Linked DNA regions of Homo sapiens: all the other regions are linked to region 1. The links are chromatin contacts, found by Hi-C or POLR2A ChIA-PET in ENCODE. All regions are on one chromosome and are shown on one strand. The core of a region is the stretch at or near the end of the contact, and the rest is flanking DNA. Distances in the headings are between cores, read along the strand shown. Region 1 overlaps CHD9 (chromodomain helicase DNA binding protein 9). Region 2 holds the start of ADCY7 (adenylate cyclase 7). Region 3 overlaps NOD2 (nucleotide binding oligomerization domain containing 2).

The links. Hi-C counts contacts between places; a loop is a spot of excess contacts on that map. ChIA-PET counts read pairs that join two places held with the same protein, here RNA polymerase II (POLR2A). Pooled maps may share reads with other maps.
Region 2: POLR2A ChIA-PET joins it to region 1 with 12 read pairs in activated B cell. The contact joins the promoter of ADCY7 here to the enhancer-like site in region 1. A Hi-C loop is called at or near these places in 1 of 37 single-sample maps with no recorded cell type and 2 of 50 pooled maps. POLR2A ChIA-PET finds 5 or more read pairs at or near these places in 1 of 52 experiments (activated B cell).
Region 3: a loop to region 1 is called in a pooled map, with 5 times the contacts of the local background. The contact joins two enhancer-like sites. A Hi-C loop is called at or near these places in 2 of 37 single-sample maps with no recorded cell type and 3 of 50 pooled maps.

Annotation. Positions count from the first base shown.
Region 1 is chr16:53,060,006-53,063,750 of GRCh38, forward strand. All of the region lies in intron 1 of CHD9 (chromodomain helicase DNA binding protein 9), which reads left to right. Among named protein-coding and RNA genes, the nearest start is that of CHD9, 6.9 kb to the left of the region's middle. RefSeq lists a silencer at 620-846 and enhancers at 1,371-1,430, 1,541-1,590, 1,851-2,210. Within about 2 kb of position 2,064, at least 14 of the 41 ENCODE cell types and tissues checked have a DNase peak (open chromatin) inside an H3K27ac peak, as active enhancers do.
Region 2 is chr16:50,264,675-50,268,419 of GRCh38, forward strand. ADCY7 (adenylate cyclase 7) reads left to right here and starts at 1,877. Exons shown (of 26, transcript NM_001114.5): 1 at 1,877-2,006. RefSeq lists enhancers at 1,021-1,614, 1,560-1,649.
Region 3 is chr16:50,707,025-50,710,769 of GRCh38, forward strand. NOD2 (nucleotide binding oligomerization domain containing 2) reads left to right here. Exons shown (of 12, transcript NM_001370466.1): 3 at 831-936; 4 at 3,534-3,745. Among named protein-coding and RNA genes, the nearest start is that of NOD2, 15 kb to the left of the region's middle. RefSeq lists silencers at 2,383-2,592, 3,001-3,206. Within about 2 kb of position 1,872, at least 7 of the 41 ENCODE cell types and tissues checked have a DNase peak (open chromatin) inside an H3K27ac peak, as active enhancers do.

The DNA of each region.
Region 1 (3,745 bases), core at 814-3,313:
GTCACAAAATATTATTCTTTAAACATTTTTTTCAACCATTTAAAAATGTAAAAGCTGGCCAGGCATGGTGGCTCATATCTGTGATCCCAGGACTTTGGAAGACCAAGGAGGGAGGATTGCTTGGGGCCAGGAGTTCAAGACCAGCCTGGGCAACATAGCAAGACCCCCATCTCTACAAACAAACAAACAAATAAATAATGTAAAAACCATTCTTAGCTCACAGGCTATACAAAAACAGGCAGTAGGCTGGATGTGGCCTGTGGGCTGTAGTTTGCTGACTCCTGATCCCGAATAATGAGACCTGAGGATCAGAAGGATACTAGGTAGGTTGGGTGCAGTGGCTCATGCCTGTAGCCCCAGCACTTTGTGAAGCTGAGGCAGGAGGATTGCTTGAGGCCAGGAGTTCAAGGTCAGCCTGGGCAACATAGTGAGACCTCATTTCTATTTTAAAAATTTTAAAAATTAGCTGGGGCCTGGATTGGTGGCTCACACCTGTAATTCCAGAACTTTGGGGGGCTGAGGTGGGAGGATTACTTGAGTCTAGAAGTTCCAGACCAGCCTGGGCAACATAGCAAGACCCCATATCTACAAAAAAATGAAAAATTAGCCAGGTGTGGTGGTGCACCTGTAGTCCCAGCTACTCAGGAGGCTGAGGTAAGCGAATCAATTGAGCTGAGGAGTTTGAGGTTGCAATGAGCCATGATCATGCCACTGCGCTCCAGCCTGGGCAACTGAGGGGGACCCTGTCTCAAAAAACAAACGAAAATTAGCTGGGCATGGTGGCATGCACCTGCAGCCCCAGCTACTTGGGAAGCTGACGGGGGAGGATCACTTCAGACCAGGAGTTTGAGACTATAGTGAGCCATGATTGCACCACCGCACTCCAGCCTAGGTGACAGGGCAAGATGTTGTCTCTTTTTTTTTTTTTTTTTTTTTTTGAGACGGAGTTTCACTCTTTTGCCCAGGCTGAAGTGAAATGGCATGATCTCAGCTCACTGCAACCTCCGCCCCCCCGGGTTCAAGCGATTCTCCTGCCTCAGTTTCCCAAGTAGCTGGAATTATAGGTGCCCACTGCCATGCCTGGCTAATTTTTGTGTATTTAGTGGAGATGGGGTTTCGCCATGTTGGCCAGGCTGGTCTCGAACTCCTGACCTCAGGTGATTCACCCGCCTTGGCCTCCCAAAGTGCTAGGATTACAGGCATGAGCCACCTCGCCTGGCCAAGATGCTGTCTCTTTAAAACAAAAAAACAAACAAAAAAGACAGACACACAAAAGGAATACTAAGTGTTCATCTGATTTGAGTCTTTACCTGACCTGTGAATCTCCATTGAACATTGTCAGCCATTTCTTGAGTCCTCAGTAAGATGGAACTTCACATCTCACTGGGCAACTCATTCCACTGACAGAAGTTTAAAGCTGTGTCATAGTTGTAGTTTCCCCCAAAGCAGATCACGAGAAAAGGATTCAGGTGCCAGAAATGTATTTCGGAAATGATCCCAGGAAGCCCAGTGAGAGTGAAATTAACCGAGAAAGGGAGAAAAGCCAATAAAAAAGGTGTTGATGAGTGAGTTACCACTGGGCAATTGGGTCTCCATCCCTCAGGGACCCTTAGCGAGACTATAGAAAATATTTCAGAAGTGTCCCACGAAAAGGCAGGGAGACTGGGGTATATCCTCGACTCTCATACCTCATTATTGAGGGTTGTCTTGCTAACTGTCTGCTGTGCACACCCTGAAGCCAGAAAATAACTTAAAGCAGAAGTGAAAGGTAGCCCAGGGCATCTGGAAATGTCTGCAGGTAACCTCGGGTGAGCTGAGGAGTATGGGTGGGGCACCCATAGTGTCTCCAACAAAGTGTTTCTGACTTTGCTTTCTAAGATGTGCAACTCATACCACAAGGGGTCTTGTGAGATGGCTTTGGTGTGGCACAGAGAGAGACATGGTACCCAAGAGCACAAAGTCTCAGAATGGGAAAGGGATTTTTCCCTTTTGAGCTGTCTCTTTGATCCTGCTCTGCCCGCCTCTCACCCCTGGGGCTGCCCTCTCTCCCCAGAGCAGGTGCTCCACCCACGCTGGCCTTTCACTTCCTCCAACTTGTGGGACTGGGACTCTTGCTTCTGACTGCAGCCAACAGAAGTCTGGGCAAAGTACTAGAATGCTACTGTAACACTTGATTGTCTCCTCTTTCATTGGAAAGACAGCAGTCCTCCAGTTCAGGGCATTTAAGAGGCAACAGTAAGTGTGACCATTTAATAACATTGTTAAAACTGTAACAATCTAATAACATTGTTTGCTGTTATGTTTATCTTTACAGTTTCCACCTGTACATGGCTTTTCATGTATGGTAGTAATATAACGTTTCCCTTAAAATAAATGTATATAAATCGTGTGTCCATTTAAAGAAAAATATTAAATAAGAGTATCAATGGTATGAGGATAGAATAAAATATAATAGGCCAGGTGCAGTGGCTCATGCCTGTAATCCTAATACTTTGGGAGGTACACGCAGGGAGGTCACTTGAAGCCAGGAGTTGGACACCAGCCTGGGCAACATAGTGAGACCCCATCTCTACAAAACATTTTAAAAATTACCTGGGTGTAGTGATGCATGCCTGTAATCCAGCTACTCAGGAGGCTGAGGTGGGAGGATGGTTTAAGCCCAGGAGTTCGAGGTTACAGTGAGCTATGATCATGCCACTGCACTCCAGGAAGACCCCAATTATTTAAAAATAAAAATTTATGGAGCCGGGTGCGATGGCTCACGCCTGTAATCCCAGCACTTTGGGAGGCCAAGGAGGGCTGATCACCTGAGGTTGGGAGATTGAAACCAGCCTGACCAACATGGAGAAACCCCATCTCTACTAAAAATACAAAATTAGCCAGGCACATGCCTGTAATCCCAGATACTCGGGAGGCTAAGGGAAGAATCGCTTGGACCCGGGAGGCAGAGGTTGTGGTGAGCCAAGATCGCGCCATTGCACTCTAGCCTGGGCAACAAGAGTGAAACTCCGTCTCAAAAAAATAAAATAAAAAATAAAAGAATTTTATTAGAAAAATATATATGTATAAAATACCCACCACTTACTGGGTACTTACTAAGTGCTGGATGCTCTTCTAAGCACTTTCCATGCGTCATTCAAATCATTCAATTAATCCTCACCAATATGGGTTAAGTACTATTTGAGGTAGGGACTCTTTGCCCCATGTTACTACTGAGCAAACAGGCATAGAGAAGTTAAATAACGTGCCCAAAGTTATATAGCTAGGAAGTGATGAGCTGGAAAATAAACCCAGGTGGTCCTGCTCCAGATTTGTGCTCTAAATTGCAGAATTATGCTGCTTCTCATAAATTTCACACACACACACACACACACACACACACACACACACACACACAAAATGTGAAGGTGATATTTGAATAACTGAAGTTAGGGGAAAACTGCCCTAAAAGGTTCCCCATTTTTTCTGTCTCCCTGTATCTACTGCCCTTTGGTTGCCATACTTTTTCTTTTTCTTTATTTTTTTATTTTTATTTTTATTTTTTTGAGACAGAGTCTCGCTCTGTCGCCCAGGCTGGAGTGCAGTGGCGCAATCTTGGCTCACTGCAAGCTCCGCCTTCGGGTTCACGCCATTCTCCTGCCTCAGCCTCCTCAGTAGCTGGGACTACAGGCGCCCGCCACCACGCCCGGCTAATTTTTTGTATTTTTAGTAGAGATGGGGTTTCACCATGTTAGCCAGGCTGGTC
Region 2 (3,745 bases), core at 627-3,126, 2.8 Mb before region 1:
CTATATGGTTTTAATTTGCTGGTGGCTAATGATGTTGAGTATCTTTTTCATGTGCTTATTGGTCATTTTGGCATCCTCTTTGTTGAAGTACCTGTGTAAGTCTCTTGTTCATCTTTTAATTGGGCCATTTGTCTTTTTCTTATTGGTTTGTGGGAGGTCTTTTTTTTTTTTTTTTTTTCTGAGACAGAGTCTCACTCTGTTGCCCAGGCTGGAGTGCAGTGGTGTGATCTCGGCTCACTGCAACCTCTGCCTCCCAGGTTCAAGTGATTCTCCTGCCTCAGCCTCCCAAGTAGCTGGGATTACAGGCTCATGCCACCACGCCTGGCTAATTTTTGTGCTTTTAGTAGAAACGGGATTTTGCCATGTTAGCCAGGCTGGTTTCAAACTCCTGACATCAGGTGATCCGCCCACCTTAGCCTCCCAAAGTGCTGGGATTACAGGCATGAGCCACCATGCCAAGCCTGGGAGATCTTTATATATGCTAGGGAGGAGTCTTTTGTCAGTCATATAGGATGTGACTTTCTCCTAGTCAGTGGCTTGTCTTTCCCCTCTTTTGATGATGATGATGTCTGTTCCTTCTCTGCTCTGGGACATTTGCTAGGGAGACATTTGCTGATAGGAGGGCGACCCTGATGGGGAGGATCCCCTGAGGTCTCCCACTCCCTCCTGTGGCCTCTGGAGCAGCCTGGAACCCTGTGTGAGTCCTATGCCTGTCTCCACCAGATGGCAGACCTTAGATCACCTGCTAGTTCCCTGCATGGGGCCTGGCACAGAGACAGCACCTAACATGTTCAGTTCCTCCTGATCAGTATGTGTGGGATGTCTACTCTGTGACCAGCTGGGGCTGGACGCTGGGGACACAGCTGTTGATATTACAGCTGCCCTCCCATCTCTGCCCTCCTCAAGGATATAACCTAGGAAAGACAGACCAGCAACCAGTGGTCACAGCACAGAGGTGCTGTGATGGAGGAAGGTGCAGGGGTTAGAAGACCAGAAGAGGGGTGTCTGACCCTGGATGTGGGAGGTGGAGGAGGTACACCATTGCTTTGAGGAGCTCGTAATCCCAGGATGCCAGTCACATGCTCAGAAGGGCTCCCTGAGGACCAGGTGCTGCTGTGGCCAGCGGGCTGGAGGCCTCCCCCTCTGTTTTGGGAGTCTCCACTCTCTCCTCTTAGCCTCTCCTGATCTGCTCCCTCGCCACTGAGCGCCCCATGATCCCAGTGGGGAAACTGAGGCCTGGCATAGCAGAAGGGGTGCTGGGGTTTGATTCCCAGCCTCATGGTGCCCAGGGATGTTGGGGGCTCTCCAGGGACTCTGATTTTGGAATAGGAGCCCCAAGGATGGGCCTGCCCCTGCCCTGCTCCCAGCATGGGAGCGTAGGTGAGATGGAGAGGCAGTGGGCTGGGCTGGAAGATCTTTGACCTCTCCTGGGCCCCTCTCAGAGGTGGACGGGGCCACCTTACTACATAGATAGGGAAATTGAGTCCCAGGAAGGCGCGGGGGGCCTGTCTGTGAGCGTCAGAGCCCACAGGAGGCTCAGGCCAGGCCGCTAATTGCTAATTGCTCACTAAGGATGCATTTGCTCCCCACTTTGAACAGTTGTCTTGGGGCTTCTAATGGAGGTTTTTGGTGCTTGTTTTATTATTATTTTTTCAAAATTGTTCCAGCTTCAAGCTTCAAATTTCCATGAAGTCATTGGAGCCCGACAGCTCCCAGGCCTGGCAGCTCCCAGGCTGCGGAGAGCAGCACTGTGGCTGGGGGAGGGGGCCCTGCACACCCCGAGAGGCTGGGCTGTGGGCTGTGCCTTAGCCTTGCTGCCGCCGCCGCCGCTGCTGCCGCTGCCGGAGCAGGAAGTGGTGGGTCCCAGATGTGACTCACTCTCATTAGGTAGCGTGGAAGGAGCCTTCGGATGGGTGAGCCTGGGCGCGTCTGAGGAAGGGCAGGCGGGGGCCGGGCCACCTCCCTGCAGACCCTGGCCGGCTGCTGGGGCCGGGGAGGAGAGCCAGGTAAAAGTGGGGTGTGGGGATGGAGTGTCACCAGTCCTAGTGGCTTGAGCCCCAGGGGACGGGGCTGGACAGTGGGTGGGAAGCAGCTCACCCGGCAGCCTGGCCTGGGAGTGCACTGGGCAGGGTCTGGGCTGGGGGAGTAGGAGGCTCCGTGAGCCTACTGGGCAGATGGCTGGGAGAGGCGGCCCTTCAACAGGGGACCAGAGGCGACTTGTCACTGGCTTTTCCCAGCCTGACAAGAAAGTGCGGTTGTGACCACAATGTTGTACATGTGGCCCGTTCCATCTGGAATTCTAGGAACCACAGACTCTCAAATGTCCACACTCCTTCTCGAGGGTGTAATTTTACATTTACAAGCACACATGACTTTTCTCAATGAAAGGAAACATTGGCAAGGGAAGGCCAATTCAACTAATTTTATGAAATTATAAAACAAAAAACAAACAAAACCTCTGAAAGGAGTGCATGCCTGAGGGTCAGGAAACCAAGATGCCTCCAAAAAGCAGACTGGTTTCCCTTTCCCTGCAATGCCTCTCCTCTATCCCCCAGGGACCGCATGGGCCATCTGGAGTGGGTCTTTCTGGAGCGGGTCTTTCTGGAGCTTTCTATGCATTCATCTAAACATGTATGTACAGAGGGTGAGGCAGTTGCCTCTTCTCTGTGTCATCACATCAGGGTCAAGGGCAGGGACATCTGTGGCTGGGGGCTTCCTCCCTGGACAGCCATTGCTGGAGAGGAGAAGGGAGGGCCGGGAGGGGGAAGCCAAGGGCCTGGAGGTAGGGGCCAGGCCGAGCCACCTACGACAGGGGCCCTGGGTCCAAGGCCTGGACGGGCAGCCAGTGTGGGCTGGATGTGTCTGGAAGGGCTATGTGACCGTGGGCCTTCACTAGCATCACCATCTTGCAGATGGAGGCTGTGAGGGGTGGACTCAACACCAGTGTTTCTCGGAGTGAGGACCGGGCTGCCCAGGGAATCACAGGGGGTTCTAGCCTGTGTGTGGAAGGACATGTTTAAAATCTAAGTATTTGTCTTGGGGAAAAAAAAATCTGTAAATAGGACATTGCCATTGTGACATCATGACTGTATTATTGTCTTAGACGAGGCCAAAGGAGACATAAAAGTGACAAGCCAGCCAATTTGAGAGGAAGTGCCAAGTGCCAGCCCTGCAGGAAGTGCAGGAGGCTGAGGGGGCTGCAGCTCAGGAAGGCGTTTGCTGCACAGCCTTCGCTTCCCACCCAGTTGTCTGTCTTCCCACCTCCAGAGGCCCTGGGTTCCCAAGGTTTACCTGCAGCTCCTGGTGCAGAGTGTGGGGGAGGGGAGGCTCTCAGATTGTTCCAGATTCTGTGGCCCTCAGAAGGGCAGGTGTGAGCTTTGTGGAGGTAGCGTCTCCGGTGGTATTTTCTTTCTTTCTTATTTTTATTTATTATTATTTTTTGAGATGGAGTCTCTGTCTGTTGCCCAGGCTGGAGTGCAGTAGTGACCCTCTTGGGTCACTGTAACCTTTGCCTCCTGGGCTTAAGCCGTCCTCCTCCCTCAGCCTCCTGAGTAGCTGGGACTACAGTTACCACACCACTACACCTGGCTAATTTTTGTATTTTTAGTAAAGTAAAGACGGGGTTTCACCATGGTGGCCAGGCTGGTCTCAAACTCCTGACCTCAAATGATCCATCCACCTCGACCTCCCAAAGTGCTGGGATTATAGGTGTGAGCCACCACCCCCAGCCTCTTTTCTTTTTTTA
Region 3 (3,745 bases), core at 622-3,121, 2.4 Mb before region 1:
CATGTTGAAATGGTAATGTTTTGGCTATTGTGGATTAAATAGAATATATGATTAAAGTTGATTTCATCTATTTCTTTTAACTTTAAAAAATATGTCTGTTAGAGGATTTGAAATTCCACATGCGGCTTGCATTTGTGACCTGCATTTCATTTCTGTGGAACAGTGCCCTTTTTGGGACATGCTTTGAAGGTGGAGTCAACAGGATTTGGCAGATTACAGACGAGAGGCTTCAAGGGTGACTCCAAGACTTCGGGGCAGAGCACCTGGAAGAAAGGGGTTAATATTAGCCAAGATGAGGAAGGCTGTCGGTTTGGCAGGTGCATGGGCAGGTTAGGAGTTTAGTTTTGAATATGTTGGAGGTGTTTATGAAACTTTTAAGTGGAGATGGAAAATAGGCAGTTGGATGTGCAAGTCCAGGGTTCAGGGAGACAGTTCAGGCTGGAGATGAAGATGTGGGAGTCTGAGGAGAGATTGTATTCAAATATTCAATCCATGAGACTTGATGAAATCACTTCTCTTCCAAATGATTTACAGCCTGCAGAATCATTTTCCCTATCTTTGTAGGTTTATGTCTTCATTTTGTTTCATTTATTTTTCAGTTATTCACTGTTTTAGTGAGTTTTGAGTAGGAGCCAGATTGGATGCATGCGTTCAATTCACCATCCAACACTGTATTAACTACTTGAAACTCATGTGGTTGTTCGGTTGTTTTTTTGACCTTTTATTCTGGATGGAAGAGAGATGCTTATGAAGTTGCAGTAATCAGTAAGCCTTCCCACATTGCTCCATCAGCCTTCCTGGAAGAATAATGTCTTCTGCCTTTCCTGTAGGCAAGAAGGCTGCTTGATCTTGCCACGGTGAAAGCGAATGGATTGGCTGCCTTCCTTCTACAACATGTTCAGGAATTACCAGTCCCATTGGCCCTGCCTTTGGAAGGTAGGTGTATGTTCTCAGTTAATCAGAAAGGGAAGGGCAGTCAGTGCAGATCCATGGTTAAGAGCAGAACACACCTCGGTTAACATCCCATATGCTGGCAGTATAGCCTCCCTATGACTCAATTTCCTTGTTTTAAGGCTAGCACCACCCCGTCTCATTGGGATTTTGGGAGCATTAAAAGGACAAAAGCGTGTAATGTTAGCTATTAGCTTTCATTATCTCCCACACAGTATACTGACAATTGGGCTACCATATATTGAGGGCTAACTAAAGGTGTTACTTACCATCCAAACTCTCATTATCTGTACCGAAAAGATATGGACACATGTTTTGAGTTAGGGCTGGTATCTCTTGATCTCTGAAATTTAGCAGCTCACAATGGGAAACTCAAGAACCAAGTGGATCTAGAGACTCTGGTATCCCTCAGTGCCCAGGGTCACCACCCAAACTCAGGAACAGGAGGGGCTTGGACCGCACCACTTGAACATACCAGGCATCCTGCCAGGTGCTTTATGGACAATGTCTACCCTTTGCAACAACCCTGAGAAGTAGGTGGTGTTTTTTTCCACCTTATAGATGTGGAAACTGGGCAGGGAGGTTAAGTGACGAGGGAGGGGAAGATGGGTCTGATTGTAAATTGTCCCCACCTACACTTTCTCTTTTCTTGGGAGAAGAAATGTCAGTTGTAAAGAGAGAGTGCAAGCCTGGCACTCTTTAGGGCTTGTTCCTACACCACTGTAGGGAAAGCTCATTGGCACTGAAGCCCCCTGAGCTGTGTGTGGTGCTGGCAGATGGGTCTATCACCCTGGGCTGTGTCCTCTGGGCAGCAAGCAAGCCTGTGGGCGGGGTGGCTGGAAGTCTGTGCCTGGCACTCGCGAGTGCACCGTCTCATTGAAGAACAGGATCTAAACATCAGTGCGCCACAGCAGGGTGCGCGGCACGGAGTGCAGGCCCTGGTTTGGCCCTTGGTTGAGGTTTGCTGTTGACATCATCAAGCACAGCTAGTCACTGTAAGACCAGGCCAGGGTGCAAGATTCCCCACACTTCTAAAGGTGACAATTGGTGTGTTTATTTCTCTATAAAATGACATTTTTTTTTTCTGGAGAATTTTAGTATCATTGGTGATGACTGGAAAACCTGCATCAGAAATCAGGTCGGAAGAGGAAGATATATATCTGATATGTACTGGAGAGGAAGATATCTATCTTATGGTCTAAGTTCAGGGATCCTGGTATATTCAGAGGGCAGAAAGCTCAGCAATAATCATCAACTCTGGGAACAGAGGTGACATAAACACAGGGCGTCCCCTTTGTGTGACTGCAGATAGTCATCAGTGAGCTCAGAGCTCTATGAAAATTACTTGCTAGTTTTTGGGTTGAAAATAGTGGGCCAGTGTTTGGTTGGGGGCAGTGAGGCTGTGATGGCGGGGGACCATGCCAAGCTCCTACCAGCCTGGGACGCTAAACCAGCACTTCCCCATTTCCTGAAAGGGGAACTAAACTCTGACACAGGAAATGGTTTGCTTGCATTACTTTCAGGATGAGAAAGGAAGAGCACTGGCCTTCCAAACACACCCCGTGCATGAAAACTCTCCCTGCATGGGGTGCATGGGGAGGATGGGGAAGTGGAGGCAGGATCACAGACTCTTGTTCGAGTGCTCAGCTGGGGCACCCCGGTGACCCCGAGGCCTTCCCTTGCTAGGTCCACCCAGATCAATCAGGATCATCTCCCCATCTCGAAGTTTAACTTTATCACATCTCAGAGTTCCTTTTGCCACGTAAGGTAACATATTCACAGGTTCTGAGAATCCGGACATGGACATCTTTGAGGGTCTATTGTTGTGCCTACTATATCCATGAATAATAATGATAATAAGCACCATTTTTTGAGAGTTTGCCATGTCAGATATTCTTTTAAACTGTATTTTATCTCGCTGCCTCCTGAAAAAATCCTTCCAGGTGTATATTGTCCCCATTTTTACAGATGAGAGAACTGAGGCCCAGAAAGGCTAAATGGCTTGCCCAAGTGTATGGTGGACCCAGGTTTTCAAACTCAGGTGTGTCTGGCTTCAGAGACTGGGCTCCTGAGCCCTTAAGCCCTTTGTTCCCCTTTAGAAAAAGTCACCTGAGGCTGAGTGGTGAAGGGATTTATCCAAAGCCACCCGGCCACTATGGCAGGACAGATATCAGAATACAGGTCTTCCGATCCCAGCCCAGAGCCCCTTCCCGTCATCTAGAACTCCTCCTGGTGTCAGTAATGATAACGGCAGTCACTGATGTCTTTTGAGCACTTACTTTGTGTTGAGCACTTACACTGTGCTAAGCACTTGACATAGGTCATCTTAGTTGATCCGTGTAAAACTCTGTGAGGTAGTGACCAACATTTCTCCCACCTTACAGAGGTGGAAACTGAGGGTTAGGAAGTTTCCTTGACTGTCCTCAAAGTGCACAGCTTGTGAATGGAGGAGCCAGGATGGGCGCCCGCTGGCTCTCCTATCCCTTCAGTTATGTCAGCGTCCCCCGCAGCAGCCCATTGTCTGGTTAGGTCCCGTCTTCACCATGGTGCCACCTTCATCTGCCTCTTCTTCTGCCTTCCAGCTGCCACATGCAAGAAGTATATGGCCAAGCTGAGGACCACGGTGTCTGCTCAGTCTCGCTTCCTCAGTACCTATGATGGAGCAGAGACGCTCTGCCTGGAGGACATATACACAGAGAATGTCCTGGAGGTCTGGGCAGATGTGGGCATGGCTGGACCCCCGCAGAAGAGCCCAGCCACCCTGGGCCTGGAGGAGCTCTTCAGCACCCCTGGC